Regions from separate parts of the Homo sapiens genome. Here region 2 is linked to region 1. Evidence: chromatin contacts called from ENCODE Hi-C data. All regions are on one chromosome and are shown on one strand. Each heading gives the region's core, a stretch centred on a gene start or an enhancer-like site at or near the end of the contact. The rest is flanking DNA. Distances are from core to core; before and after follow the strand shown.

Evidence for each region. Hi-C counts contacts between places; a loop is a spot of excess contacts on that map. Pooled maps may share reads with other maps.
Region 2: a loop to region 1 is called in a map of CD8-positive, alpha-beta T cell, with 19 times the contacts of the local background. The contact joins the promoter of BEND5 here to the promoter of LINC01389 in region 1. A Hi-C loop is called at or near these places in 2 of 168 maps with a recorded cell type or tissue (CD8-positive, alpha-beta T cell and Right ventricle myocardium inferior) and 4 of 50 pooled maps.

Annotation. Positions count from the first base shown.
Region 1 is chr1:47,434,369-47,440,691 of GRCh38, reverse strand. It overlaps LINC01389 (long intergenic non-protein coding RNA 1389), which reads left to right and starts at 3,375. Exons shown (of 5, transcript NR_126355.1): 1 at 3,375-3,402. FOXD2 (forkhead box D2) reads right to left here and starts at 2,648. Exons shown (of 1, transcript NM_004474.4): 1 at 1-2,648. The coding sequence starts at 2,556. The coding sequence ends at 1,069. FOXD2-AS1 (FOXD2 adjacent opposite strand RNA 1) reads left to right here and starts at 6,051. Exons shown (of 1, transcript NR_026878.1): 1 at 6,051-6,323. RefSeq lists enhancers at 461-1,230, 6,051-6,323 and silencers at 2,419-2,598, 2,629-3,528, 4,009-4,168.
Region 2 is chr1:48,773,627-48,779,961 of GRCh38, reverse strand. It overlaps BEND5 (BEN domain containing 5), which reads left to right and starts at 3,071. Exons shown (of 6, transcript NM_024603.4): 1 at 3,071-3,356. The coding sequence starts at 3,131. The region is part of intron 6 of AGBL4 (AGBL carboxypeptidase 4); the gene reads left to right.

The DNA.
Region 1 (6,323 bases), core at 2,126-4,625:
TGAAGTTCACATACATTTATTCAATCGACACCAATGGGAAATAGGCGGCAGACAGATTTTTCTTTTCTTCCACACAGACCATCAGACGATTTCACAGAGCTTCCCCACAGTGGAGAAGTTTAAATCAATGCACACCCAGTGGACAGAGAACGCCGAGAGCAGCGCGCTGTACAGATATTTACACAAAATTATAGGACCCCCTGCCACAGGGTGTGCCCTTGCCCACTCCACCCCCACCTCTCCAGTCCCTGGCCCAGACCCTTCTCTTCCACCCAATCTCATTGCCTTTAGCCACAATAAATATCACAGGGCCTGGGACAGGGTGGAACACTGACAGGGTTGCTGGCCGGAGATGGCTGGACCCAGCCAGCCAAGGGAAAGGAAAGAAATTCCTTTAAAAGCACCCAAACACAAAAGAGAAAGGATTTTCCTCAGTGGAGTGGGATCCAGGGTTTCTGCAGGGAATATAAAGACCCCCTGCTTCACCTCTCCGTTCAGCTCCGCCTGCGTAGACACTGGTTTAGGCTTCAGAGGAAACGAACTTCCTTGGAGAACAGCAAAAAAAAAAAAAAAAAAAAAAAGGTTGAATTTTTCTTTTAAGCACAAAGCAGATAATAGATGTCTTTAAATTATAATATTGGACAAGCAGGGTCTCAACGTTGGGGAAGAAGTGAGAGGGGAAAGGCAGAAAGGGAGACCCTCTGTTGGTGTTTCTGGCGGGATCCGTGGAGCCTGGCCAGGCATCTCTCCCGGAATGTGTTCCCCGAGAGGCGCAGAGGCAGGGAAAAAAACGAAGCCCCCACCCCCCTGCTTTTATTTCTCAAACTGTAAAGAATCTTGGCCTGCGACTTCTTCGCGTAGCCCCGGGCCTGTCGCCCTGAGCGATAGAGCCCGCTTAGTCCCAACTATCTGCGAGATTCTGTGCGTGGAGCCTGAAGTGCCGTGTCACGCGTGCCGGCCCAAGGTCTGGAGACTTCATAAATAGACTCCCTGAGTTCCGCTGGGACCGCAGGAACTCCCGGGAGAGGCTGAGGAGTGCGGACCTAACCGGCCCTGGGCCTGCTGCGGTCAGAAGTGGCAGCCACTAAGGCCGGCGACTTTGCTGGCAAACCGGGACCCTGAGGACAGCAGCGCGTCCCCGGGATGCGAGAGGCGAATGTGGCCAGCAACGGGAGCCAGGGCCGGAGCAGTCAGCATGGCCAAGACCTGGGCTTGGCCCCCAGGACCCGCGGCTGCCGCGAATGGCGGTCCCGGAGAGCCCTCGCCGGCGCCCGGGGGTGCTGCCCCGCCGCCACCGTGGCCCATGATGTGGTCTATAGAGAAGGAAGGCCTCTGCCCTGCCCCGGCGCCCCCGCCGCCTGCACCACCGCCCGCGTCCGTCTTGAGGCCCTGGCGCAGAAGTGCGGTGGGCAGACCCGCCGCGGTGCCGGCTGCGGGAGGACTCAGGGACGCCGCGTAGAAGGCTTTGGCGCAGCCCAGCTCCGCGCCCAGGAAGGCGGGCAGGCCTGCGGGGCCCGGGCCCGGGCCCGAGCCTGAGGCAGGCGCAGGAGCTGGGGCCGATCCCGCGCCTGCGAACACCGAGGCCGTCGGAGGTCCGGGTGGAGGCGCGGCGGCGCGGCCTGGGGGTACCGACAGCTGGCAAGGAGCGGCGGCGGCTGCCGCGGCGAAAGCGAAGGCGTGCGGGTGCGGGTGCGGATGCGGGGCCGGCCCCGGCGGGGGTGCGCCGTAGGCCGGGAGAGCCAGCCCGTAGCCGTAGCCGTAGGCGCCGTAGGCAGCGAAGCCGGGCAGGAAAGCGCCGGGATCCCCCGCCGCCGCGGCCCCGCCACGCAGCAGCAGCTCCGGGTGAGGGTGCGGGTGTGGGTGCGGCGGCGGCAGGGGCTGCCGCTTGAAGCGCTTGCGACGCCGCAGGAAGCTGCCGTTGTCGAACATGTCGGCCGACTCCGGGTCCAGCGTCCAGTAGTTGCCCTTGCCCGGGTTGCCCGGCTCGCGGGGGATCTTGACGAAGCAGTCGTTGAGAGAGAGGTTGTGGCGGATGCTGTTCTGCCAGGCGGGGAACTTCTCCCGGTAGTAGGGGAAGCGGCCGCTGATGAACTCGCAGATCTCGCTCAACGTCAGCCGCTTCTTGGGGCTCTGCAGGATGGCCATGGTGATGAGCGCGATGTACGAGTAGGGCGGCTTCACCAGCGGGCTCCGCGTCGCCGCGCCCCCCGACGGCGGTCCCGGCCCGGGCCCCGCTGCGCCGCGGGCCGCCGCGGCGCCTGGCCCCGGGCTCCCCGCTGCGGCCGCCGCCCCCCGGGACGCCAGAGCGCGGGGCTCGCCGTCCGAGCAGCCACCAGACTCCTCCTCGTCCTCGGCTAAGTCTGCCTCGGCTTCCTCCGCGGGAGGCTCGTGGCCGTGGGGGAGCACGTCCCGGGGGGCGCGGGGCCCGGAGCGAGCTGGGAGCTCCCCCCCGCCGCTGCCGCCGCCCACCACGTCTATGTCTGCGTCGGCCTCGGACAGCGCGGCCGGGGAGCTCTCGGAGGACATGATCTCGCAGCAGCAGCTGCCCAGGGTCATGGTGCCGCTGCCGCCGCCGCCGCCACTCTCCGGCTCCGCTCCGGCAGCGGCTCGGGCTCGGCCGCGCTGCCTCTGGGGCGAGTGCGTTTTGCGCGCGGGCGGGGAGGGGGCGGGGGACTGAGGCAGGCAGGGAGGGGTGTCCCCCGGCTCCGCAGCGCCCCCTGGCGGCCCAGCTCGGCCGCGCTCACCTTCCAGGGCACGACCCGCCGGCGGCCCCCGCCACTACCCCGGGAATCCGAGCTGGGACCCGCCGCTGGGGCGCAACGGAAGGAGCTGAGGCTTTCCCTTACCTGGGCGGGCCTCAGCCCCTAGTCCCCTCGGGGTGGCAGTGGTTGGTGGTGGGGGATTGTCCCTCCCGCCTAGCGGCTGCCTAAGGCGGAAGAGCTGCGGGCTAGGGCGGAGCTCCCTGGGCGGGGTGGGGCGAGGCGACAGGGGCGGGCGTAGCGCCTCCGCTGAGGGACCCGGCGGGAACAAACCGCCGCCGCGGCGGGAGCTGGGCTCGAGTGGCCGGAGGCGGGCCCTTGTCTTCGCCGCCGCTCCTGCACCCTGTGCTCCCTGAAGCCGCCGCCTTCAGAACGCTCAGCCCCTGGATGTTAAGGCTCACTCGGGCGCCAGCCGCAGCCAGGGAAGTGGCGGCGGTCCCCACCCGTCCTCTCCCCAAGGCGGCGCCCGGGCCACCGGGCCGAAGCGCAGTGGGAGCGCGAGGCTGAGACGCCGGGACCCACGCCGCCCCAGCGCGGCCCGCCGGCGCCCACCCGAGCCCGCACGGCTTCCAGCCCGAGGGGAGACGCATTCGAGTGATCACCAGGAGCGAACTTGGCGCCCGCAGCCTTGGGCCTGGGAGAGGTGAGATTGCGGCGGCGCCCTCTCCTCCCTCCGCTGTCGGGCCCGCCACCCCTCTCCGCGCGGAGAGGCCGGGCAGAGCGCCGGCCGCTGTGGCCGCGTTCCCGGGGCGCGGGCCGGTCTACTGCTCCGAGTTTGCCTGTTCTCCGACCCTCTGGATCTCGGCATCCGTTTGTCTCAGTCTCTGTGACTATCTCACTCTCCGTGAGTCTCTGTGGAAACGGCATTTGTCTGGATGTCTGTTCATGGGTCTGGGAATCCGCTTAATTTCTCCCTCCCCTCTCCCTGGCCCCAGTTGCCCTGAGGACTGGACACCCCCCACCTTCCTGGCTCCCAGGGTTCTGGGCCCCACCGACAGGCGGCAGGACCTCCTCCGCCCCCTGCCCGACACCCCCTCAGTGAACCCTGACCTCCACCAAGTGTTGCCTTCATCTCTCAAAAGTCTTGTGCAACTAAGGTTGGCCCTGTGCCTTGTTTCTCGCTAGCCGGGTTCCTGCCCATCCTATTAGACCTCTTTCTCCCCCGGCCTCCCTCCAGGACCCAGAAACAAGCAGCTTCAACACAGATTGGGCCCATTTCAGCCTCTGGGGCACGGAAGGGGAGATGGGCGCTGGACGTGAGCAGGAACTGAGCGGATGCCTGGGCTGCTGCCCCGACAGCGCCGCACAGTGGCTAAAGCTCGGGCGTGCGAGGCCGGAATCCCAGCTGCCTCCGCTGTAGCAAGGCTGTGTGACCCTCATTAGGTGACTTCCCCGCTTCGGAGCCTCAGTTTCCTGGTCTGCATAGTAGTTAAGAGCAGCGACCTTAAGTCAGGCTCCTGGGGTTCCAATCCTGCCTTCACTACTTACCCTATCTGTCACCTTGGGCAAGGTTCTTTGCGCTTTGTTTCTGCCTTTGTAAAAATGAGGCTAGTAACACCTACCTCAGAACTGATGTATAAGTGTAGCCATATTCTAGGCCATTTAGGAAAGGGTACTGAGAACACTTTGCAGTTTCATCTAACAGCAGCCTCCAATCTACGGGATAGCCTGGTGTTAATCCAACTCTCCCATTCCACAGATGGAGCTACAGAGGCCCAGGATAGGGAGAAAGAACTCACCCAGGCTCCTGCAAAGAAATAGAACAGAGTTGGGTTGCAACCCTTTTCACAGAATCCTCAAAATAGAGTTCTTCATCCCCCCAAGGTAAGGGCAGAAAAAAATGGAAGGCAGGTCTGACTACTCATGTCCTTTGAGAGGAAGTCGCCTGGGCCCCCTCTGGGACCTCTGACCAAGGGGATCCATTTAATGTGCTGTTCCAGCATAAACTGTCATTGGAAAAAAGAGAAATCTCGTCCTCAAACCATGGACAGCAAATTGGACAGGGACTAGTAGCCCTGGAATTGGAATTTCCTGGGTGACAGACTGTCCGGGGAAAAAGGTCTTGGAGAGAAGCTTCTTGCATGAGTCCAAGGAAACTCACATACCTAGGGTTGCTAGATTTAGCAGATTTATTTTATCTGGCAACCCTACACATACCTCAAGCTTGCTCTTGACTACATGGATATCTGTCTCACACTCCCAGAACCCCACTCACAGATACCCCACACCATGGACCACACACCAACTCCAACCCAGCTCAACTCTGCTAGTATCTAAACAAGTGGAGAGAAAAACAGTGTTGGCGTCATCCTACTCCATTTCACCTTCTGAATGTCCTCATTTCTTTTTTTTCTTTTCTTTTTTTTTTTTTTTTTTTTTTTTGACTGAGTTTCGCTCTTGTTGCCCCCCTGCTGGAGTAAAATGGCCTGATCTCAGCAGCTCACCACAACCTCAGCCTCCCAGGTTCAAATGATTCTCCTGCCTCAGCCTCCCAAATAGCTGGGATTACAGGCAGGCACCAACATGCCCGGCTAATTTTGTGTTTTTAGTAGAGAGGAGGTTTCTCCATGTTGGTCAGGCTGGTCTCAAACTCCCTACCTCAGGTGATCCACCCGCCTCGGCCTCCCAAAGTGCTGGGACTACAGGCGTGAGCCACCCTGCCCGGCCTGAATGTCCTCGTTTCTAAAACAGCAAATGGGAACCAGTAGCTTCCTTCCTTGCCAGCACTCCCCTGGCTCCCCAGGCTTTGGTCAGGGTGAGACTAGCCAGGGCACTTGCTGCCCAAATTTCCTGCTTCAGAGAAGTTCTACCAAGCAGCTACAGCAGCCAGCCCTTGCCTCTGCCTGGCCTTGCTGCACGTTCACTGCTACTGAGACCTACACTGGGGAAGGGGAGTACAGAATCCCCAGCTTCTGCTCTGCAGGGTTGGGGAGGGAGAATCCAGACCCTTCACATACATACTTTTTACAGGAGCGGAAACTGAGGTCCAGGAGATCATGTTACTTGTCAGGCTTTTGAGGGGCGCTAAGCTGGGTTGGACCTACGTGTCCGGGTTCCTAGCCCAGAACCCCTCTGTTTATCCAAATAGCTGTTTCTCTAACCGAGCTCCTCTCTGTATAGAGGGATTTCTAGTAGCCTCTCCTCCCTTCCAAGGTTCTGGGCCAGTTTGTTTTCAACAGTGTCAGGAGTAAGTGCACTGGGGACTGGGAGAAGGGCCACCGCGGGATTCGGAATTTATTTCGTTTTCTTTGCTTCTTCTGTGACCCTTACTTCTTTCGCCTACCGGCTCAGCCTGTTCGGCGTCTTGCAGCAGTGCCTGCGATCCCGCGTGAGTCCGTCGCTCCCTCCGCGAAAACCTGGACTCTTTCCCAGAAGCCTTGGGCTCCAGCACCATGCCTGCTGCAGCCGCCAAAGAGCGGGAAGCCACAGGCTCTGCGGGTCTTGGTTACAGCGTCTCTGGTCGTGCCGGGCCTCCTTCTGCATCTGTTCCACGGCCCGGCCATCTCCCTCGTGCAGCCCAGAACAATTGGGAGGAAGCGTTGGCGGGCGGAGGGGGATGCCTGT
Region 2 (6,335 bases), core at 1,822-4,321, 1.3 Mb before region 1:
AGGGTGGATTGCCTGAGGTCAGGAATTTGAGACCAGCCTGACCAACATGGTGAAAACTCGTCTCTACTAAAAATACAAAAATTAGCCAGGCGTGGTGGCGAGCACCTGTAATCCCAGCTACTTGGGAGGCTGAGGCAGGAGAATCGCTTGAACCTGGGAGGTGGAAGTGGCAGTGAGCCGAGACCAGGCCATTGCACTCCAGCCTGGGCAACAAGAGCGAAACTCCGTCTCAAGAAAAAAAAAAAAAAAAAAAAAAAGAGAGGAACAGACTTTCAAGAAAAAATGTGCAAGAGGTTTGTTATTCATGCTCTCTTTATGTCCTTCTTTAATACATTTGTTTTATAAACATTTACTCCCCAGCCCTGTGCTAGGTACCTGGGATGCTAAAGTTACTCAGCCTTTGCCTCCCCTCAAAGAGCTCTTATTCTAGTGAGGGAAGATAAAAAGTGCTGGGACAAAATATTGTAGTAGAAAGAGATAGGCTATCCTTGAAAAGTGTGGGTGGTTGGGAAAGGCTTCACAAAGGCAATGACATTTGAGCTGATTTTCAGGGTAAGTTGAGGAAGGAAGAACTTCCCAGGATGAAGGCAGAAAAAGCACAAAAGCTTGGGACCTGCTAAAACATGCTATCTTTGGAAATGTCAAATAGTTTAGGTGTCTGGAGTGTACTGTGTCTGGGAAGGTAGTAAGAGATGAGATTGGTAATGTTTTGTGGTCACCCCCATTTAGATGCAGAGAGGAGGTTGGCCATTGGCTACTTGAAATCATTTTGGGAACATAGTCCGGAGCTTCAAGGACTTTTGTTAAATACGGCCAACTCTGCATGATCCATCTTGTGAATTATCAGAAGTCTTGCTGCACATTACTTCCCCTTGACCACCATAGGAATGTATTCTTAAAATAAAAACTCACTGAGGATCAGTCCAAAGAAATCATAATCATGACAGTAAATGTGCTGGAACAACTCAGAGTGGCTCCTTTTTTTTCCACAAGCTTGTGGGGCAAGATAAGACCAACAGCTGCATCAGGACAAGTGGTGGTCATTTTTGGCTGTACCACATAACCAGTGGGTTGGTTTAAAAAAATTTGTACTGACCTACACATTTGGATATGAGAGCTATATGTTGATGGGATTCACTTATATAACGCACTGTCTATTTCACAGTGAAATAAATATCTGCCTCATTGTCAGTGCAGCTGATGTGAAATATGAGCACAGTGCTTTGATTTTATAATGTTTGATGTTTTCTGATGATAAAGTAATAAAACATTGTGGAAAATAGTTACATACACACACACACACACAATGAATACAAGGAAAAACAAAATCATCTACCACTACTAAGAAGCTAAAAAAATCACTATTAACATTTTGGTGCACTTATTCTGTTTTTTTCTTACAGCTAAAGTTTATTAAGATGAATTTTTAAAAATATAACATTTAATTGAGTCCAACACCTCCATTAAGCATTCCTCTATGACAATACTTTTCTCATTATACTGTCATTACTTGCTTATACTTCTTTAATACTCCTAGACTAGATTGTAAAGGTTGTGAGGATGGGAAAGGTATGTTATTCATACAGTTACCTAATTTTGGCACAGGAACCCAAAACTGAGATTCAAGTTCTGGTACACTGACTTTGCAAGGCCCAAGAATCCAGGTGTTTATCTTTTCATTTCTATCACCAGCACCTGGCCCAGAATCTGGCAGGTGGTGTAAACTCAGTGAATATTGGTTGCTTGAATAAAGGAATGAATGAACAGATGGATGGATGGTTGGATGGATGGATGGATGGATGGATGGATGGATGGATGGATGGATGTGGGTTTTTATTTATTCTTCTTTACCCAAAATTCATTAACTCCCTGTCAAGTGCCAGGTCTGGCTAGGCAACAGAAATATAACTAGCCATATTTGATACGAGGCATCCCTGTGAAGGTACTGACCTCCTCTGATGTGGGATAGGGTTCCTATGAGTACAGAGCCCAATCAGCCCCCTTTGGCTGGTCCTCACGGCTTGTCTTGGAGGGGACCCAAGCCCCTCCAGGCTCTCTTTGGCAAGAGACAGAGCAAAGACCGCTATTCCATGGAGTACTATTCCTGTACTCTTCAAAGTGCTCCAGAAATCCCTAGCCTTGGGCCTGTGTTACCCAGAGCGCTCCTCAACTCCCTCCGCGATTCCAAGTTGTCCCTGCTCAGTGGTGGGCGTGCTGTGGAGAGGGTATCTCAATGGAGAAAGACTATAGAGGAGAGGGGCGCCACTGCTCCCTCAGATGAGAGCAGCCCTTGACAAACCTTCCACCTCCCCAGCCAGCTGGCACAACTGGAAATCTCAGATAAGCCCCAGTTCTGGTCAGAACTGGTTTGGCAGCTCTAGGGGAAATTTTCTGTCTGACTGACCCTTTCCACAGAGGGAGCTGGCAGTTTTGCAGAACAAAACAAACAAACAAACAAACAAAAAGAAAGAAAGCAAAGAAAAGGCGGGGCCAAACTAAGGGCTGGGAAAGGCGCGGGGAGGGTGCGGGGCTGGGGGCGCGGGTAGGGTGGCTACATTTAAAACACTCCAAACTTCTGCTGGCTTCCAAGTTTACACTTTGAGATTCAATCAAGATTGCCCCCACCCCTATCCCGCATTCACTCACTCATACACTTCTCTACTTGGCAATGCAGTTTTGTTGCAATGCAATTTGGCAGCGCGATTGTTGAAGCAATATAATCCTGCACGCAGCGCACCTTTTAATCAATGCATTTTTTTCCTGCAATGCTCTTGTTATTATTTTTATTGCAACTGAATCTCTGAACCCTTTTCCCTCCCCATTCGAATCGCGCTCCGGCTGTGATTGCTCGGGTCTGACTTTGCAAGTGGCAGTGCGCTTCCAAACCCCCCTCATCCGCCCCTCGTCCCCCTTTCCCCCCCTCCCTCCCTTTTCCGCGCCCAGGCGAAAGCAGCCGATTGGCAGAACGGTGCTTTCAGGAACAATAACAGTGGGGGGAGCCTGGGTCCTGGGGAGCCGCCCCCGCCCCCCCCAGCACCGTAGCGAGACTCGCGCCCCCCGCCGGATCCCCACCTCCGCGCCCGCCCCGCGGGCTGAGCTGCCCGACCGGGGCCCGCCCCCGGCGCCCACCATGTACGCCTTTGTGCGGTTCCTGGAGGACAACGTCTGCTACGCGCTGCCCGTGTCGTGCGTGCGCGACTTCAGCCCCCGCTCGCGGCTGGATTTTGACAACCAGAAGGTGTACGCCGTGTACCGGGGCCCGGAGGAATTGGGCGCCGGGCCCGAGAGCCCCCCGCGCGCCCCCCGCGACTGGGGCGCGCTGTTGCTCCACAAGGCCCAGATCCTGGCGCTGGCAGGTGAGCAAGCGGGCGGGGAGGGACGGTGGGACCCGGGCGGGGGCTGGGACCCCGGGAGGGGCCGGGGGCCCGGGCGGAGGGGACCGGGGGGAGCCACTGCTTGCTCCTTCCTGCCTCCTTCTCCCGTCCTCTGGGCATTTCATTTGGGAACGGGGTGTCTCTAAGAGGCCAGGCCAGTTAAAAAGACCGGATGGTCCCCTTTGTCTTCCCCGCTTCCCCGAAGCTCCCGCGCTGTCAGTCCGTCTTCATCTCTTCATCTGTGTCTGTCCTCCTCTTTCTGATTCTTTGTGTTTTCTTCGTTCCTTCACTTTCCATTTTTCTCCCTACCTGTTTGTACCGTCATTTCTCTCTCACCTTCTCTTTACCTCTCTCCCAGTTCCTTCCCTCTGTTCTTTTCTGTCAAGAATTAAGTTTCTCAAGCTGTCTGTCTCTCTCCCTTTAAAGGCTGTTGGTACCTCCTTGGAGTGAGGAGCAAGAAGGATATTGTCAGATCTTCTAGGTGGGAGTCCCTCCTCACAGAGGGAAGCTATGACATCCTTGTCCCATCCGGGCCAACATTGGACAGGATGAGGAGGCCATGAACCTCAGTGCACTGGGCTCCACACCACACTCTCCTGCCCCTCCCTGGCCAGGTGGCAGAGGTAAGGAGGTAGAGGCCCTAAGGCATCCCTCAGCCTCCACACCCCTTTCTGAATCTCCCAGAAGGCTCCCTGAATGAGAGAGTTGAGGGCCAGGAGAGAGTTTCTGGGTCAGAATAACACTGGACCTCTCATCCCTGCCCTGCCAGGGCCCTGAGAGATGGGCTAAGGCAGCTAGTCTCATCTCCATTTCGTAGATGAGGGTACTGAGGTTCAGTTGGTGATAGGGAAAGAAACCAGCCCTTTATCCTCCTATGCTCCAGTTCTTCCTGCCATGCTGAGACACCTTTTCCTTTGTAAAGAGAAGACAGCTGGCCCTCTTTCCCAGCTAGTTCCAGAAAGTTTGAGTCTAGACAAGCAAGGAAGGGGGAAGTATCATCTCCGTTTTGGGGAGCAGCCTTTTTAGCTCCTGCTGGTAAGGAGAATGAACCTTAAAGTGGGCAAATAGTGTTCCTGCCTTCTACCAGAAAGAACACGAAGGGTTAGTGACTGAATGAAGATGTTTTGTAATTTTGAGACCTTCTCTATTTTTTTCAAGTTCCTTTGCTTCCTCACATTTAGCCTAAAAGATGAACCCAACATTCTCTCAACCCATAGAGACTTGCCCAGGGTCTCATGGCAAGTTAGCTCAGTCTCACAACTCATGTTGCCTCTGAAAAATCGGTTTGCAGAAGTTGAAGAGTGGAAGAACTGGAAACTGACCAGCAGCACTTGGACCCTTTTTGACAGGCTCTATCCATACCACCTCCCTGATAAGCCCTGGCACACCGAAGTGTAGGCCCACCCACTGCCAGACACCTAGGGCCAAAGAAACTGAGGGAGGGGAAGCAGATTTTAGAAAAGGGAACCATTCATAGCTGATTAGGTTTTATTTTGTTTGCTTACTTGCCTTTAATTACCTGAGGGAAAGGATTAGGAATTTATTTCCCAAGACGATAGGCTTGAGGAAGTTATAACTAGGTTGTAACCTTAGCTTCCCTTTTGCTAGAAGAAAATGCATGCATGCTTCTTGACGATTGTATTGTACTCCTAGATCTGGAAGGGTCCTAGGAGAGTAGAAGTGATGTGTTAAAGAGAGTCAGTGATAAGTTTCTTAGTGTGTAATGGCTGTTTTCCTCTCTTGGAGATTGTTTCATTCATCTACTCATTCATTCAGCAAACATACATATACACTGTGCTTGACTCTTCAGGCACTGCAGAGAGGCCACTTAGGCAGATGGCAGCTCCCACCAGCTCTGATTTTGAAATCGACACAAGTCCTCAGAAGCAAGATACATGTAGCTGTTGGTTTGAGAACCATGAATTTTGAACCTGTAGACTGTTCATCCTCCAAGTTAGAATGTTGATAAATCTGTATGGTTATTTAAAAAACCCAAGCATCATTTGGAAACTGGCAGAGTAGGTTCAAAGAAGTGTGCCAGTTTGAATTAGTTGAAAAACACTTCCCCTTACCTCTCTTCAGTTTTTTTCTTGGGAGGAGAAAGGGGAAAAAAAGACAACAACTTGAAGTTGGCCAAACCACATTTTGAATTTTGATCTCCTGGGTACCCACTGCCCTGCATAGAGACCTGATCGAAGGGCCAGGGTGAGTTCGGGAATTCATTACCCTGGAATAACTCCTATGTATCTTCAAACCCCTTCCTGACTTAAACTTGGTGGCTCTGAGAATTGCTTACAGTGACTTCAGAGAGCTCATCTGGCATCTCCTATATGTAAATACCACTGTGCTATGGCACCAGGTGTGAGGAGGAATCCCCTCAAGTGGGAAGCAGAGGTGGCTTTATGTTTGTGGATTAGCTATTAATTGATTAATTAATCTCTCTGACACAAATAGAATGGTTTCCAAGGTAGTTTCAGCACAGCTTTCTGGCTTTTGGTGAGAAGTATGTTGCTATACTGAGTGTTGGCCCAAGCCAGCCCAGAGCTGTCTTGAAGTATACTTCTTTTTATACTCAGGAAATGTCAAAGCCGACTGCTGTGGGACTTTACATTTTACTGCCCATAGTAGGTGGTTTATACCACTACTTATCAAATTACAATCCCAGTTCAAGGAAAAACAAAACTCCTTCTTTCCTGATAGTCTTGCTATATGCCTACACATTATCTCTGTTAGTCCTCTAAGTGACATTTTGGTAGGTATTGCTGTGGTTAGTATTTCCATTTCATAGATGAGGACACCGAAGCTCAGAGACTTGCCTACAGCCACACAGCTAATAAATGGCAAGGCTGGAATTGGAACACAGGTCTTCCAGTGCCAGGCCCCCACTTGGCAGTCTCCTTTGTAAAGTAGCCGATGTTCCCATCAGCTACACAGCATGATTTGGAAGGAGTGAAAGGAAAT